Regions from separate parts of the Homo sapiens genome. Here regions 1 and 2 are each linked to region 3. Evidence: chromatin contacts called from ENCODE Hi-C or POLR2A ChIA-PET data. All regions are on one chromosome and are shown on one strand. The core of a region is the stretch at or near the end of the contact, and the rest is flanking DNA. Distances in the headings are between cores, read along the strand shown.

Evidence for each region. A loop is a pair of places that touch in the nucleus more often than their neighbours do. ChIA-PET counts read pairs that join two places held with the same protein, here RNA polymerase II (POLR2A). Pooled maps may share reads with other maps.
Region 1: a pooled map shows a loop between it and region 3 (7-fold over the local background). The contact joins the promoter of LINC00235 here to the promoter of MAPK8IP3 in region 3. A Hi-C loop is called at or near these places in 6 of 50 pooled maps.
Region 2: a pooled map shows a loop between it and region 3 (6-fold over the local background). The contact joins the promoter of THOC6 here to the promoter of MAPK8IP3 in region 3. A Hi-C loop is called at or near these places in 3 of 50 pooled maps. POLR2A ChIA-PET finds 5 or more read pairs at or near these places in 3 of 52 experiments (AG04449, MCF 10A and activated B cell).

What each region holds. Positions count from the first base shown.
Region 1 is chr16:525,912-530,630 of GRCh38, reverse strand. It overlaps LINC00235 (long intergenic non-protein coding RNA 235), which reads left to right and starts at 3,224. Exons shown (of 1, transcript NR_024121.1): 1 at 3,224-3,784. It overlaps CAPN15 (calpain 15), which reads right to left and starts at 2,919. Exons shown (of 14, transcript NM_005632.3): 1 at 2,602-2,919. RefSeq lists an enhancer at 3,799-4,360.
Region 2 is chr16:3,021,416-3,025,608 of GRCh38, reverse strand. It overlaps THOC6 (THO complex subunit 6), which reads right to left and starts at 1,574. Exons shown (of 13, transcript NM_024339.5): 1 at 1,244-1,574. The coding sequence starts at 1,282. HCFC1R1 (host cell factor C1 regulator 1) reads left to right here and starts at 1,667. Exons shown (of 4, transcript NM_017885.4): 1 at 1,667-1,762; 2 at 2,079-2,135; 3 at 2,248-2,376; 4 at 2,611-2,984. The coding sequence starts at 1,668. The coding sequence ends at 2,746. TNFRSF12A (TNF receptor superfamily member 12A) reads right to left here. Exons shown (of 4, transcript NM_016639.3): 3 at 3,920-4,054; 4 at 3,226-3,838. The coding sequence ends at 3,783. RefSeq lists enhancers at 1,252-1,561, 951-1,594, 1,595-2,239, 2,222-2,321, 3,530-4,173 and 1 more and silencers at 1,632-1,831, 4,153-4,193.
Region 3 is chr16:1,704,821-1,709,524 of GRCh38, reverse strand. It overlaps MAPK8IP3 (mitogen-activated protein kinase 8 interacting protein 3), which reads right to left and starts at 3,330. Exons shown (of 32, transcript NM_001318852.2): 1 at 2,868-3,330. The coding sequence starts at 3,185. RefSeq lists silencers at 2,787-2,836, 2,857-2,966, 3,237-3,576, 4,483-4,704 and an enhancer at 3,135-3,999.

The sequences.
Region 1 (4,719 bases), core at 1,975-4,474, 1.2 Mb after region 3:
GAGGTCTCCACCCAGCTGTGTGTGACCCACATAGTGACAGGGTGTGGCTGAACGGGTCTAGGTCCAGCCCCAACCCACAGCCTCCCTGCAGCGAGACACACATGCAAAGATCACAGGCCAGCAAGCCTGTTCTCTCAGACTCAGAAACAGGCCGAGCTCAGGTGTGGCCGTGTCCACGCCACAGGGGCTGCTGTGCTACTTTCCTGGAGCACGCAGGAGTCCCCCTGGGCTGCCAGAACCCAGGTATTCAGAACTGCCTGTGGTGAGGGCCAACCCCAGGTGCTCACTGACCGCCTGCTCTGCGCACGGCTGCATAGCGCTAGACACTAGGCCTACCAAGAAACAGAAACGGACCCTGCCCTCGGCGCCACATCCAGCAGGGAGACAGGGCGGTCCCAAGTGTAAGTGCTGCAGGCAGATCCCACAGTGGGGAGCCAGGGACCAGCTACAGGGTCACATGAGAACCGCACAGACCTCAGCGTTCTCTCCAGCGTGGGGCATGAGAGGCCAGTGGCTCCACACAGCTGAGGCACAGCCTGGTGGTGAGAAAACCCACATCCACACCGAGTGGGTACGAGGGATGCGGAAGGGCTTTAGGCAGAGAACAAGTCCCACTGGGCTTCTGGGCACTCCTGCTGTGCCAGGGGTCAGAGGGCAGGACCAGAGGGACAGAGCAGGAAAACAGGAGAGCAAAGCGCACGAGGCAGCCCCCGGGTTGGGGGCCTCCTTCTTCTGTGTCTTATGAGGAAACCACCCAAGCCCACCCTCCGTGTCTCCTGTCATTTCAGCCTCACGGTCCAGGGCCGAGTGGCCACCCAGGACAGACACAGACCTGACAAGTCACCAGCCTTCCTGGGTTTCTGTCACTGTTTTTCAAAGACCCCAAGCTGTTTTGTTTAATGATGTCGTCCTCCTTCTCAGCACCTGTCCACGCCTGTTGCCATGAGTAGAGGCATCACACCGCGGGCCAGAGGGCTGGACCAGGGGCAACTCGGCCACCAACGGCCGAGTTCTTCACTGAGCGGCTCAGGCCCATGAACAACACCTGTGGTTCCGGAGGATTTTCCGGGCAGCAGAATCCTTCCCTCCAATTGCCTCGTGTGAACTGGTGGAACCAGCAGGAGGGAGAGACCAGGCGCTCAGCCTCCCTCGGCCCCTCCCCTGCCATGAACAGCTGTCTCCAGCTTCGGTTCCTCACCTGTGGCACTGGGGTTACCGGAGTGCTGCCCAAGGCCAGGGCAAGAAGCAAGTGAGGGGTGCCCGGAGAGAGAGCCAGCAGGGCTTGAGGCTGTCACACAGATGCAGCATTACAGGGGACCAGCCACTTCCTGCTCTCAGAGACCACGGTCTGTGGAGGCCCAGACAAGAGGCCCTGCGCAGTTATGCAGTTACTGAGCCTCGGGCTCTCCTGGGGACTCAGAGGTCACTGGCTCCTCTGCCAATCAAGGAGCTCTGGAGAGCCTCAGACACAGACAGAAGCAGGAAAAAGAGGGGTGCTCCTCCCGCAAGCAGAAGGACCTCGGAGGAGGCAAGGCACACCCAACCCAAGGCCAGGCCAAGCTGGTTTCCTGCAGGACCTGCCTCCCCCAGACAGGCCAGAAAAACAATTTCTCTTGCCCCACTTCACAGTTGAGAAGTCACTCAGAACCGGAAGGGAGAATCACCCCTATATCCTTGCCCAGCCCCAGACTCTGGAAACGCGGAGGCAATTACGGGGCACTCCCACACTGAACTGTGACTCACGTTTCCGCACCCCTCAGACCTGGGCAGAGGAAGAGATCCGGGTTTCCCGAAGGAGAAGCACACAACTCTTCAGCACCCAACGGAGTCCCAGTCTTCCCCACTGGCCCCACACACCCAGGCCTGGCCTCAGGTTCTGGGCCTCACCATTGCTTTCCGGGTCTTGTTACCTGCAGTCCGGTAACAAACTCCAGAGCAGTAAGGGGGCCCCGAGAGCTCGCCCGGCCAGGGCCAGCTGACCACACAAGAGTTCCCCCGGTCAGGACTAGAGGGGCCCCTTCTGCAGCCAGCGGGAGGACAGCAGATTTGCAACTTCCCAGCTGGTGCCGCAGCAGCCCCAGAGGAACACGGAAGAGAACACTGGCATGGCTGGCACAGACGGGGCTCCCGCCAGCCCCTCCACGCCAGGTGGCCGCCCCCAGGCCGTTCCCCAAGTGAGGGGAGTGATGCCCGCACCAAGCACAACATCCCTAAGGCGGCCAGGACCGCACGATGGGCCCGGATATAAGGGCACTCAAGGGCAGGCAGGGCCGAGGCCGCCTCCGGTGTGCGCGGCCCCCGGGGCTGGCCTCAAGTGACCCACATGGCCCAGGTCCCTGCCGACTTCCCGCCTTCCTCTGGGTTCCTCTGCGAAGCATCGCCCAGCCCTGGCCCCCACCAGCCTGGAGGCGCCAGCGGGCGGCGGGCTGACCCCACTCCGGGGGCCCTGCCGTCCCTGCCCTGGCTCGGAGCCCGGCGCGCCCGGCCCCCGAGGCCTCCTGCGCCCCGCCGAGCCCGCGCTCCCCGCCGCCCTCCGGGCCCGCGCTCCCCGCCCGGGGTCCCCGGCTGGGCGCCCGGCCGGGCCCGGCCGACGGGACTCACCTCCACAGCCCGGCGGCGCCGCCTCGTCCTCGCGGCCCGGGCAGCGCGGCCCCGGCCCCCGGGCCCGCTCGCCCCCGCCGGCCGATCCACAACTTCTGCCTCCGGAGAGCGGCGGGGCCCCTCTCGCCGCCGGCCGCGCTGCCCGGACGGCCTCCCGCTCCTCAGCCGCGGGGCGCCCCGACCCGGCTCCGGCCCCGGCCCCTGCCCGCGTCCGGCGCCCGCCTTACGCTGCCTTCGTAGCGTAGCGCCCGGCCCGGGCCCCGCGGCTACGGCGCGCCCGGGGCGCACGCGGCGCTGTGAATCGCGCGCCCGGACTACGGCTCCCACAGGGCTGCGCGGCGCCGACGGGGCGGAAGCTCGGGGCGGTGCCTGCGCGAGGCAGGCCGGGAGTTGTAGTCCTCGGGTGGCGCCCTCCCAGTCCGCCGACCGCCCGGGCCACTTCTCCTGCCCTCGCTGCTGGAGACGGCCGGGCCCGAGGCCTCGGTCCCCGGGAGGCGCCGCGCTCCAGGATTATCAGGGAGTGGGGCGGCCCGAGGAGGAGCTGGAACTACAACTCCCAGAGGGCCTTGCGAGGGGCACGGAGGGGCGGGGCCTGCAGCCGCGGCGTCTGCGCATCAGCGGCGTCACAGACGCGTGGGGCTCGCGGGGAGCCGGGCTGGGGCCGTCCGTGTCCCGCGGGGCTCTGGGCGGCCGCTCGACCGAGGACCCACGACTCCGCCCCGACCCCGCCGTGTTCGCGAGACCCGGAGACCCCTTCGCGCCTTCCAGGACCGCCCCTTTCGCGACGCTGCGTGCTGTGCTTGGTCCTGGCGGCCAAGAGCGGCGGTGGCAAGGGGACCGCCCTGGCCCGAGACGCGGCCTGGCCTCGCAGCGTCGCTTGGGCACAGCCTCTCTAGGCCCCTTCGTCCTCGGTCGCGGAGGGACGCCATTAAACGGCCACGCCGGGCTCAACTGGGACGCGGCCCACGGCGCCCAACCAGGGCCTGGGGGAGGGAAGCCGGGGCGACTCCTGGGTCCTTCCAGGACCCTTGCGCAGGCCTCATTCTCTCCCCGGAGGTCCCCTTCCCGCTGCCCTGAGGCCACTCTCCTGCCAGCAGCTGCTGGGCCGGCTCTCGGGAGAATGCCTTGGCGTCAAGCTTATCAGGCTGCAGGGCGGGACGCGAGTGCTGAGGGCAGCCAGACTCCCGCTCTTAGGTGCACTTGAGGAGCCTGAGAAGGCAGTGGCTCTGCGGGAGAGGGAGACACAGGAGCAGGGCTGGTCCGCCGAGATTCCGGAGAGACGGTTGTGGGCCGATTCTGTGGCGAGATTTACAAGTGGGAGGTTGGGTGACGATTGCTCCTGGGCCAGAAAATCTAAGCCAGTCTCAGCAAGACCTACAAGGCCAGGGCCAGTGCTCCTCAGAGGATATTCATGCTCCAGGAAAGCCAAGGATGGGCCTCCGTCATGCTGAGATGCCGCAGCAGGGACACCTGTGTCCCACGTGGAGCTCGGCTTCTAGCTGCAGTCAGTGCAGAAGCTGGCAGGAGGGGTTTATTTCTGTCCTCGGAAGCTTTTGGTAAGGACACTTCATTCCTGTGTCTTGGACACCTCCCCCTAGGTCTGCTGCCCCCTCTGTGGAGACAGGCAGGGCAGCTGGATGTGCCGTTTGTTCCCAGACTATATCCATGCCAAAGCATCCCAAGGGCAGGAAATGTGTCCCCGGGGGCCAGTGGGGGTCTGGGGGCACAGAGGGCTGCAGAGTGAGAGCTGGCTCTCCTCTCTGCAACTTGGACAAGGCTCTGGGACCCTGTCCTCCCCAGCTTCCTCACCTGCATGGCAGGATACTGGCCAAGTGTGGCTTTCGAACCACAGGAGAGGGTGCAGTCAAGGCCTCACTCAGGGACCGCAGGTTCTCTTCCCTTCCCAGTCCTTCCCTGGCACTGCCTAGGTGGCTCCCTGGCCAGGGGCCAGTGGTCTAGCCAGCAGGCCTTATAACCTCCCCACCAGAGAGGCAGCTGCAGTTGAACCTGTTGATCTGATGCTGAGGGCCCTGCCAGCTCACTGCAGAGTGGCCAGTTCTGGCCAGTTTTGCTAGGCCAGGCCCATTTGGGGTGAGGAGAGGGTGGGAGCACCCCAGC
Region 2 (4,193 bases), core at 325-2,824, 1.3 Mb before region 3:
TCCTGACTTCTCAGCCTTCTTTTGAGGCGGCCCCGCCCCAAGCCAGCACCTGCCCATGCAGTCCCATGGGTGGCTCCAAGAAGACACTGAAGAAGGGGAGAGTTGAGGTGATGCCTCAGGGACCTCTGAGCAAGCACCCAGGCCTCTCCTGCCAGCTTCCTCAACTGACAAATGGAGCTCACAGAAGATTCCATCACAATTAGATGAGCTAGTGTATAGACAAGAGCTTTACATGGGGCTGTCACTCAGTGCTTAAGCCGGGTGTGGTGGTTCATGCCTGTAATCCAGCGCTCTGGGAGGCCAGGAGTTTGAGAGCAGCCTGGGCAACATAGTGAGACTCTGTCTCAAAAAAAATTTAAAAATGTGGGGCCGGGCGCAGTGGCTCACGCCTGTAATCCCAGCACTTTGGCAGGCCAAGGCAGGTGGACCACCTGAGGTCAGGAGTTCAAGACCAGCCTGACCAACATGGAGAAACCCTGTCTCTGCTAAAAATGCAAAATTAGCTGGGAGTGGTGGCGCATGCCTGTAATCTCAGCTACTCAGGAGGCTGAGGCAGGAGAATTGCTTGAATCTGGGAGGCGGAGGTTGCGGTGAACCCAGATGGAGCCACTGCACTCCAGCTTGGGCAACAAGAGTGAAATTCCATCTCAAAAAAAAAAAAAAAAAAAAAATTTGGCCGGGCGTGGTGGCTCACACCTGTAATCCTAGCACTTTGAGAAGCCAAGGCAGGCAGATTACCTGAGGTCAGGAGTTCGAGACCAGCCTGGTCAACATGGTGAAACCCTGTCTCTACTAAAAACACGAAAATTAGCTGGGCATGGTGGCACACGCCTATAGTCCCAGCTACTTGGAGGGCTGAGGCAGGAGAATCGCTTGAACCTGGGAGGCGGAGGTTGCAGTGAGCTGAGATCGCGCCACTGCACTCTAGCCTAGGTGACAGAGTGAGACTCTGTCTCAAAAAAAAAAAAAAAGTGCTTTGCAAGAACTAGAAAATTAAAAAAAAAAAAAAAGTACCTCTACTACCCCAACATAGAAAAACGTACTGATTTATAATTCCTACTCTCTGACTTGCGTTAAGCCCCTGAAGCACTTCTGGGTTACTATCCCGCCCCCCTGGTCAGAGTCTGAGTCCCACAAATAGCCCAGGCAAAACAGGGCTCAGGGCACGATTCCCTGCCCGCCCCGTCCCAGCCATGCGTGAACTACAAACCCCAGAAGGCAACGCGCACCACGTCCGTCTCACCTGACCCAGAGGCACCGCGAGCGGCACAGCTCGCTCCATCTCCAGAACTACAAGTCCCAGAGTGCTCCGCGCGCGACGCAACCTCACGAGGCCTTACGTGCCTAGAGCGGTTCCTCTCCGTGGCGCCCTACCGCCTTCGGCGCGAAGGTGGCTGGTGCGTACCGTCCCGAACCCTAGGAGCCGAGGTGAGCGCCGCGAAGACCCCCGACATTAAGAAGTGGTGTCCACCGCAGCCCCCTTAAGCCGGATACCCTCCCCCACCCCGAGGAGCAAGCCTGCCTTCCGCCACGCGCCGCCCGTCTTCCGCGCCCGCGCAGAACCTCGCGGCTGTGCCCGCCTAAAGCCACGCCCATCCTCTCTTGGCCACGCCCTCAGAGACTCCTCCCCTGTCGCCCAGATCCCACCCGCAGGACCCCAAAACCCAATGATCCTGCAGCAGCCCTTGCAGCGAGGCCCCCAGGGAGGGGCCCAGCGCCTCCCGCGGGCCGCCTTGGGGGTGACTTGGGGCCTGGACGCCAGGTGCGTGTAGGGGACCAGGGTGGGCCTGACCAAGGGCCGCAGGAGCTTTGGCTGGGTGCTCAGGACTGGTCTGCAGGATGAATACGGGGTGGGGCGAATCGGCGGGGCTTAGGCGTGAGCTGAGATGGGACTGGGGCTGCGGCTGAGGGTCGAGACTTCCGAGGTACCCTGCTGGATGGTCCAGGAGAGCGGGGACCGGCACCAGCTGAGACAGGAATGGGCTTGGGGCTCCTGGCTGATGCTGCAGGCTTAGGCGGGCAGATCCTTGGGAAGGGGCCAAGAGGGTGGGGTGCACCAGGCTCTCTTTTTTTCCCAGCTCCCCTCTCCGAGGAGCTGTGCCCATGAGCACCAAGCGGCGCCTGGAGGAGGAGCAGTGAGTTTGGGGGCAGGGAGGGACTCCCAACAAGATCTCTGTCACCTCTGGTCCCCAACAGGCTGCCTCCTGTGTCAGTATCCCAGCCTGCCTCTCTGCCATCTCTCCCCAGGGAGCCTCTGCGCAAGCAGTTTCTGTCTGAGGAGAACATGGCCACCCACTTCTCTCAACTCAGCCTGCACAATGACCACCCCTACTGCAGCCCCCCCATGACCTTCTCCCCAGCCCTGCCCCCACTCAGGTAGGTTCCTCCACTGGCCAGGCCTTCTGCAGAATCACAGGCGGTCCTCACAGCTGACCTCAGGCCCTGCCTCATCGTGCCATTTTTAGCTCTAGCTGACCTCTGGGTTGTTTCCCATCTTGGCTCTTTGGAAAGTGCTGGGAACCCAGGAGCCCCTGGGGACCTGGACCTGGTGGGAGGTGCTCAGCTAGGCCAGCCTCAGCTCCATGCCCTGACAGTCATTTCCTCTTCTAGGAGCCCTTGCTCTGAGCTGCTTCTCTGGCGCTATCCTGGCAGCCTCATCCCTGAGGCCCTCCGTCTGCTGAGGCTGGGGGACACCCCCAGTCCCCCCTACCCTGCAACCCCAGCTGGGGACATAATGGAGCTCTGAGTGCTGGTGGACAGTGCCCCTCCCACCTTCCTTCTTCCCCACAACAGAAGAGACCAGCGACTCCCGCAAAGGGACAAGGTTCCTCCCTCTCCTGCAGAGTAGGCATCTGGGCACCAAGACCTTCCCTCAACAGAGGACACTGAGCCCAACGGAGTTCTGGGATGGGAGGGGTGGGAGCATGGGAAGGGAGGCATCCCACCCCCAAGAAGAACTGAATAAAGATTGCTGAGCAAAGGAAGGCTTCAGTCTGGAACCTGGGGCTTTTGGGGATGGTGGAGAGGGCAGAGGCGCGGGATGCTGGGGTTTCTCCTCAAGATCTTCCCTGGAAAACTGTTAGGGCCAGCCAGGTCCTTGCCGGCTGAGTTCCAGGCATTGAGAATGTGTGAGTCAGAGCCTCACCCCCGCCCCCGCGGCTGGCTGACTCACTCCCTCCCTCCAGCTCAGGGGAGTCAGTCGGGGATCACTGCCTCTCCAAACCATTTAAAGTTAAAGATTCTTTTATTAATAAATTCTCCCTCCCCTCCAAACTCTCCCCAAAATAAATATCTCCTCCCCGCTTTGGGGAGTTGGGGGGGTCTGTATCTTAGGGCCAGCCCTCCTAGTGGGCCAGCCCCCTAGTGTTAAAAATAGGTCCCTAACCCCCCAGGGTGACCCCCGTGGTGGAATTTCAGGACATCTGAGTGAGTGGGGCCTAGTGTCAAGTCTGCCCCCCAAGTCAGCCTGGCCCCCAGGGCCTCTAGGAAGGAGGGCACCCCCCTCCCCTGTGCAAATGCTGCAGTTCCTTAGTCAGTGTCAGCTGTTTTGTGTGAGCCAGCGTGAGGCTCCCTTTCTGTTCTGGAGCCAGAGGCAGGGCAACCAGACACCTTGGAAGGTTCCCCTGAACCCTGGGCCCAGGCCTCAGAGGTGATTCACCGCCCCCCACCCCCCTTGTGGTTGGAGGAGCTTGGCTCCCGCCGCGTCTGGGAGGCAGAGACTGGCTCTAGAATGGATGAATGAATGATGAGTGGGCGAGCCCCGGCTGGCAGGGGGCACATTGTCACTGGATCAGCGCCACAGCTGGGCAGCCCTCTCCGCCGGTCTCCTCTATGGGGGCTGCAAGATAAGAGGTGGGGTCGTCAGCAGCAGAGAAAAGGTCGAGTGCTGACAGGGCTGGGCAGGCCAGGGCACACTTACTGGTGAACTTCTCTCTCCTGCGGCATCGTCTCCAGACCAAAAAGCCAGAAAGCAGCCCCAGCACGAAGGTCAGGCTCAGAGCGCCCCCAAGGATGGGCCAAAGCAGCCGGAAGGGGGCAGGAGGTGCTGCAGCGCCTGGGGGCGGGACTCGGAGTCAGACCTCGCCCCTCTCCAGGCCAGCCCCGCCCCCTAAGACTGAGCCTTCTGCCTTCTCCCAAACGTGGCCTCCTCCCTGACCGGAGCCCCCTCCCAGCTCCCACCTCCTCCCGAATGA
Region 3 (4,704 bases), core at 2,081-4,580:
GGCCCTGAGAACCCGTCAAGGGTTCTGCCCTGACTCTGCTACATCTGCCTGCCCACAATTCTCCAGGCAACCAACAGCCAGTGATGGTGCTTGGATCTTGAGATGAAACTGACTTGCAAAGTCCGCGGCCACTGCAGCCCAGCGAGGGGAAGAGGATGGACCCAGGGTGTGTGGCTCCTGAGGGCCGGGCTGACACTCAGGCTGGGGTCTGCAGACTCCACGGCTTGGGTCAGTCTCTCGGGAGACCCCACCCTCTCTAGCTCCTGTCACTCTCATACACTCAGCTGCCTGTTATCAGAGCACATTGGGAGTCACTGTGGTAATGACCGGCAAGAAGATGGGAACAGGGATGTCTGCTCTGCTCAGGTTTTTATAAAACCCTGCGGATTCTGTCTGCTCAGAAGCTGCAGTGGCTCAGGTTACCCATCTCTGACTAAGCCTTCTTGAGCAGAGTGGCTGGGGACGGAGCTTCTGCTGACAGCTCACCCAGGAGCTCCTCTGCAACAAGACACGCCTGCAGCGTGTGACGTCCCGCTCCCCTCTTATCAGACACACGTCTATGTGATCACAAGTCCCTGCCTAGAAAAGACGCCGACCCACAGGGCACAATGGTCTACAAAGTTGGAAATGAAGGTCTGCTTGATTCAGTAGAGGAGTAGGCATGCCAAATGTTGACAGCATCGAGCCCTCTTCCTTAGTTGTAAAGCCCTGAGGTCTTTCCAAGGGCGCCCCGTTAGCGTTTAATCATAGCCTCCATGCTGGCCAAGCATTGGCTGGCTTCGGGGCTCGGCTCCCGAAGCTCTCGGTGCAGCTTCTCTAAAGCGCTGGGGCAATGGTGGGTCTCAGACTAAAGGTGATAGCTTTGCAAACCACACGCACACCCGCCAGCTTGGTTCAGCAGGAGCCCTGGGGGAGGGCAGATGCACTCACAGCAGCTTGCATGTGAACCGCACAGAGCTGGGCAGCGCCTATCCTGTGCACAGCTCATTTTTAAGCGGCAAGGTTATAATTCCTAGCCTTAACGTTGTCCATCTTGATTTTCTCCTTTCAGTTCCTTCTCGTCCACTATACTGACCACACAGGTACAAGGTGAAAAAAAGAAACCCACCTGAAATCCAGGTCAGGCCACTGAGTGTGGGAGAGCAGTGGAGGGCGGTGCCCAGCACAGGGGGCAGCCACAGCTCCACAGCTGAGCGAGGGCAGCCCTGGCACTCCAGGCTTCTGGGGAGCAGCCCTCCGGTGCCTGCAGCTGCCTGACATGGAAGCAAGTGCCCAGGCCGGTGTCGGGTTCACTCTGCATCCTGGCTGGGCACTTCTGGGGTGGGTGACCTTGGTTCAGCCCCTCCACTTCTCAGGACAAGTTTCCTTCCCAGTAAAATGCCTATAGTCACCCTGAGCTCCAAAATCCATGAACCTTTGCGTTCCCTTAGGTTGAGAGCTTTAACTCAGCTTTGCTGGAACCGGGGCATTCCAATCAATGCATAACCACCTCGCGACAGACACGAAGCCCAAACGCAATAGAAACCACAGGAAAGGAGGAATGATACAACATACTGTTATGATTTTTATAAACACGCTTTAAACCAAACTAGGCCATAAATCACCTTGGTTTCAGAAAAAGCCAAAATACTGACACAATCTTTTATTTTCCTATTAAAGTCAAGAATGTGTTAAGCCGAATTAATTGAAAAGGAATTGAAGCTCATTTCCTAAGACACTTCTATTCATAAGTCAAACAGCATTACCTAACTCCTAGAATGAGAGAATTTCTGGGCTTGGAGATCGCCTAGTGCAATTCACTCCTTTGATGGAAAATCGAACCCCAGGCAGGCGACAGGCCAAGGTCACAGAGGCAAAGCAGGGATGGGAACCAGCCTCCCTGAACCTGTTTCTGACAAAGGGCGAGGTTCTGGGCCCACACACAGGCAGGCCGAGCTCAGTATCTGACGGTGAATGAATGAAGCTAAGTGGTGCTCCCCACAGGGCCCGGCTCTTGTAACTGCTTCACAGACAAGCGATTTCCAGGTTATGGAGACATCCTAGCACAGAATTAAACGCTTCAAACTCAGACTGTTAACTCCTCAGAAGCCAGAGTGGAGTTTCTCAGCCCTGGCTACATCAGCTAACAATCTCGCCAAGCAAGGAACCAAGGGGGCAAAGACATCACCTCCAGAAACTCGAGTGTTCCTTCTGCTGACAGAGGAGCAGCCCGCCTGCGGCCTTGTTCTGTGTTTACATCAACCACCCAATTCACCCGTGTCACAGACCTTCAAAATACGGGATTAGGGACAAGGGAAAGGTCTCCAACATCATCCACAGACGGCTGCAGCCCCCTAAGAACACCAAAAGATTCCTTTTCTAGATGGGTTTAGAATGGCAGCCAACAGAGGTAGCACTTGGGGTCGGGAAACGGTTTTGACTGAACACACGCACGAAAGCAAAGGCAATTGTCATGCAGAGGTGGGTGGGGAGGGGAGAGTGAGGCCTGGCTTTGAAGCTGAGCTCCCCGGGGATGACGCCAGGCACATCGGGTTTGGGGCTGAAGATTCAGGGCTGGGGGCACGGAGGAGGGGGCCAGGGCCCAGGCCTGGGCGGAAAAGGGGGTCCCCGGGAGTCGGGGTGGGGTCCCGGGGCAGGCGGGGGAGTGCTCTAGGGAGGTGTCTCACGGCGGGCAGAGGGGGTGGGGAAGTCCCGGGGCGGGGGATATGGGGTCCAGGCGGGTCTCGGGGCGGGGTCTGGGGGTCCAGGGGTCCCGCGGTCCGGGGTGCCGGAGCGGGGTCTGGGGTCGGGACGGGTGTTGGGTCCGGGGCCCGGGGCTGGCTGGGGGTCCGGGACGGGGATGCGGGCGGGTCCCGCGGCCCACGCACCTCCTCCGCCTGCCTGCGCAGCGCCTTCTCACGCTCGTACTGGGTGAGCAGCTGCTCGTTGTCCTCGCGCAGCAGCTCCAGCTCCACCTCGTGCTCCTGGTTCTCGCTGAGCACCGAGTCTAGGTTCTCCAGCACGTTCACCACCAGCGGCATGAGCTCCTTGACCACCTCCTCGTCGTAGCAGTGGATGAGGCGCTCGAACTCGCGGTAGATGGAGCCCGCCAGGCCCGACACCCGCTCCGACATCACCGAGCCGGAGCAGTAGTCGTCCTGGTACACCACCACGCCGCCGCCCTCGTCCATCTGGATCTCCATCATCGCGGCCACCGCCGCCGCCAGCGCGGCTCGCTATCCGGCCGGCGCGCCCGGCCCTCCCCAGCTGCCTCAGGTTCCGCAGGCCGCAGCCCGTCGCCTCCCGCAGCTGCTGTCGCCTCAGGGCTCCGCCGCCGCCGCTGCCGAGGCTGCGCCCGTCACTCACTCACCGGAAGTCCCGCCCTCCAGCCGGAGGGGGCGGTGCCCGCGCGTCCCGCCGCAGCCGCGCCGCCAGGGGGCGCAGGGGCCGTGACGTCAGAGGAAGCCGGGCTTCGGGCCGGAAGCGCGGGTGAGCCGGGCAGAGGGAGCTCCCGGCCAGGCCGGTGGGATCCGCGGGGCGGCAGTGGTCGCTTCCCCCAGCGCGCTGTAGCTTGATCATGTCCCCGCAACCGTGGGCTTCCGGTGACCTCGATCCCGTCTCCAGGCTCTGCACACTTCGGCGGACTTAGGTGAAGGCTCAGCGCCTGCGCCTCAATCCCGGCCGCCCTGATGAGCCTCCGTTCCCTACAGCACCGCGCCCCGCTCAGTGCCTCCCCTCTCCTGATGCCTTCCCCGCTCAGCTGGCTCCTCCCGGGATTCTGTGAATGCACCCTCAACGCCCATCTCATCCTGAAACCCAGCAGCGTGGCCTCCTTCCTTTCGCCCACTTCTCCCTACTGCACTGACTGCTTCAGATTTTCTTTTTTTTTTTTTTTTTTGAGATGGAGTCTTGCTCTGTCGCCCAGGCTGGAGTGCGGTGGCGCGATCCTGGCTCACTGCAAGCTCCGCCTTCTGGGTTCAAGTGATTCTTCTCCCTCAGCCTCCGGAGTAGCTGGGATTACAGACCAGCTAATTTTGTATTTTTAGTAGAGACGGGGTTTCGCCATGTTGGCCAGGCTGGTCTCAAATTTCTGATCTCAAGTGATCCGCCCGCCTCGACCTCCCAGAGTGCTGGGATGACAGGCGTGAGCCACCGCGCCAGTCCAGATTTTCGGTTACTTTTCAGCTACGTGCAATCTGTTTAACCCATCCACTGGGTTATTAATTGCACCGATTTTTTTTTTTTTGAGACGGTGTTTCGCTCTTGTCGCCCAGGCTGGAGTGTGATGGCGCGATCTCGGCTCACTGCAACCTTCGCCTCCTGGGTCCAAGCGATTCTCCTGCCTCAGCCTCCTGAGTAGCTGGGACTACAGACACGCGCTATTAACGCCCGGCTCATTTTTTTGTATTTTTAGTAGAGACGGGGTTTCACCATGTTGGCCAGGCTGGTCTTGAACTGCTGACCTCAAGTGATCCACCCGCCTCCCTCGGCGTCCCAAAGTGCTGGGATTACAGGCGTGAGCCACTGCACCCTGCCAATGATTCTGTTTTTGTCCTATTTGATTTCTTATATTCTAGCAGTTTTAATAGGCTCTTATACTTCCAACCACATATTTATCTTTAAGCGTTGGGTGTGCCTCATAACTACAGTATCTGCAGCCCTTGCAGGTCTGATTCTGCATGTCATCCTGGTTGACTCTTGGCCCAGGGTCCCCTTTCCCCCATT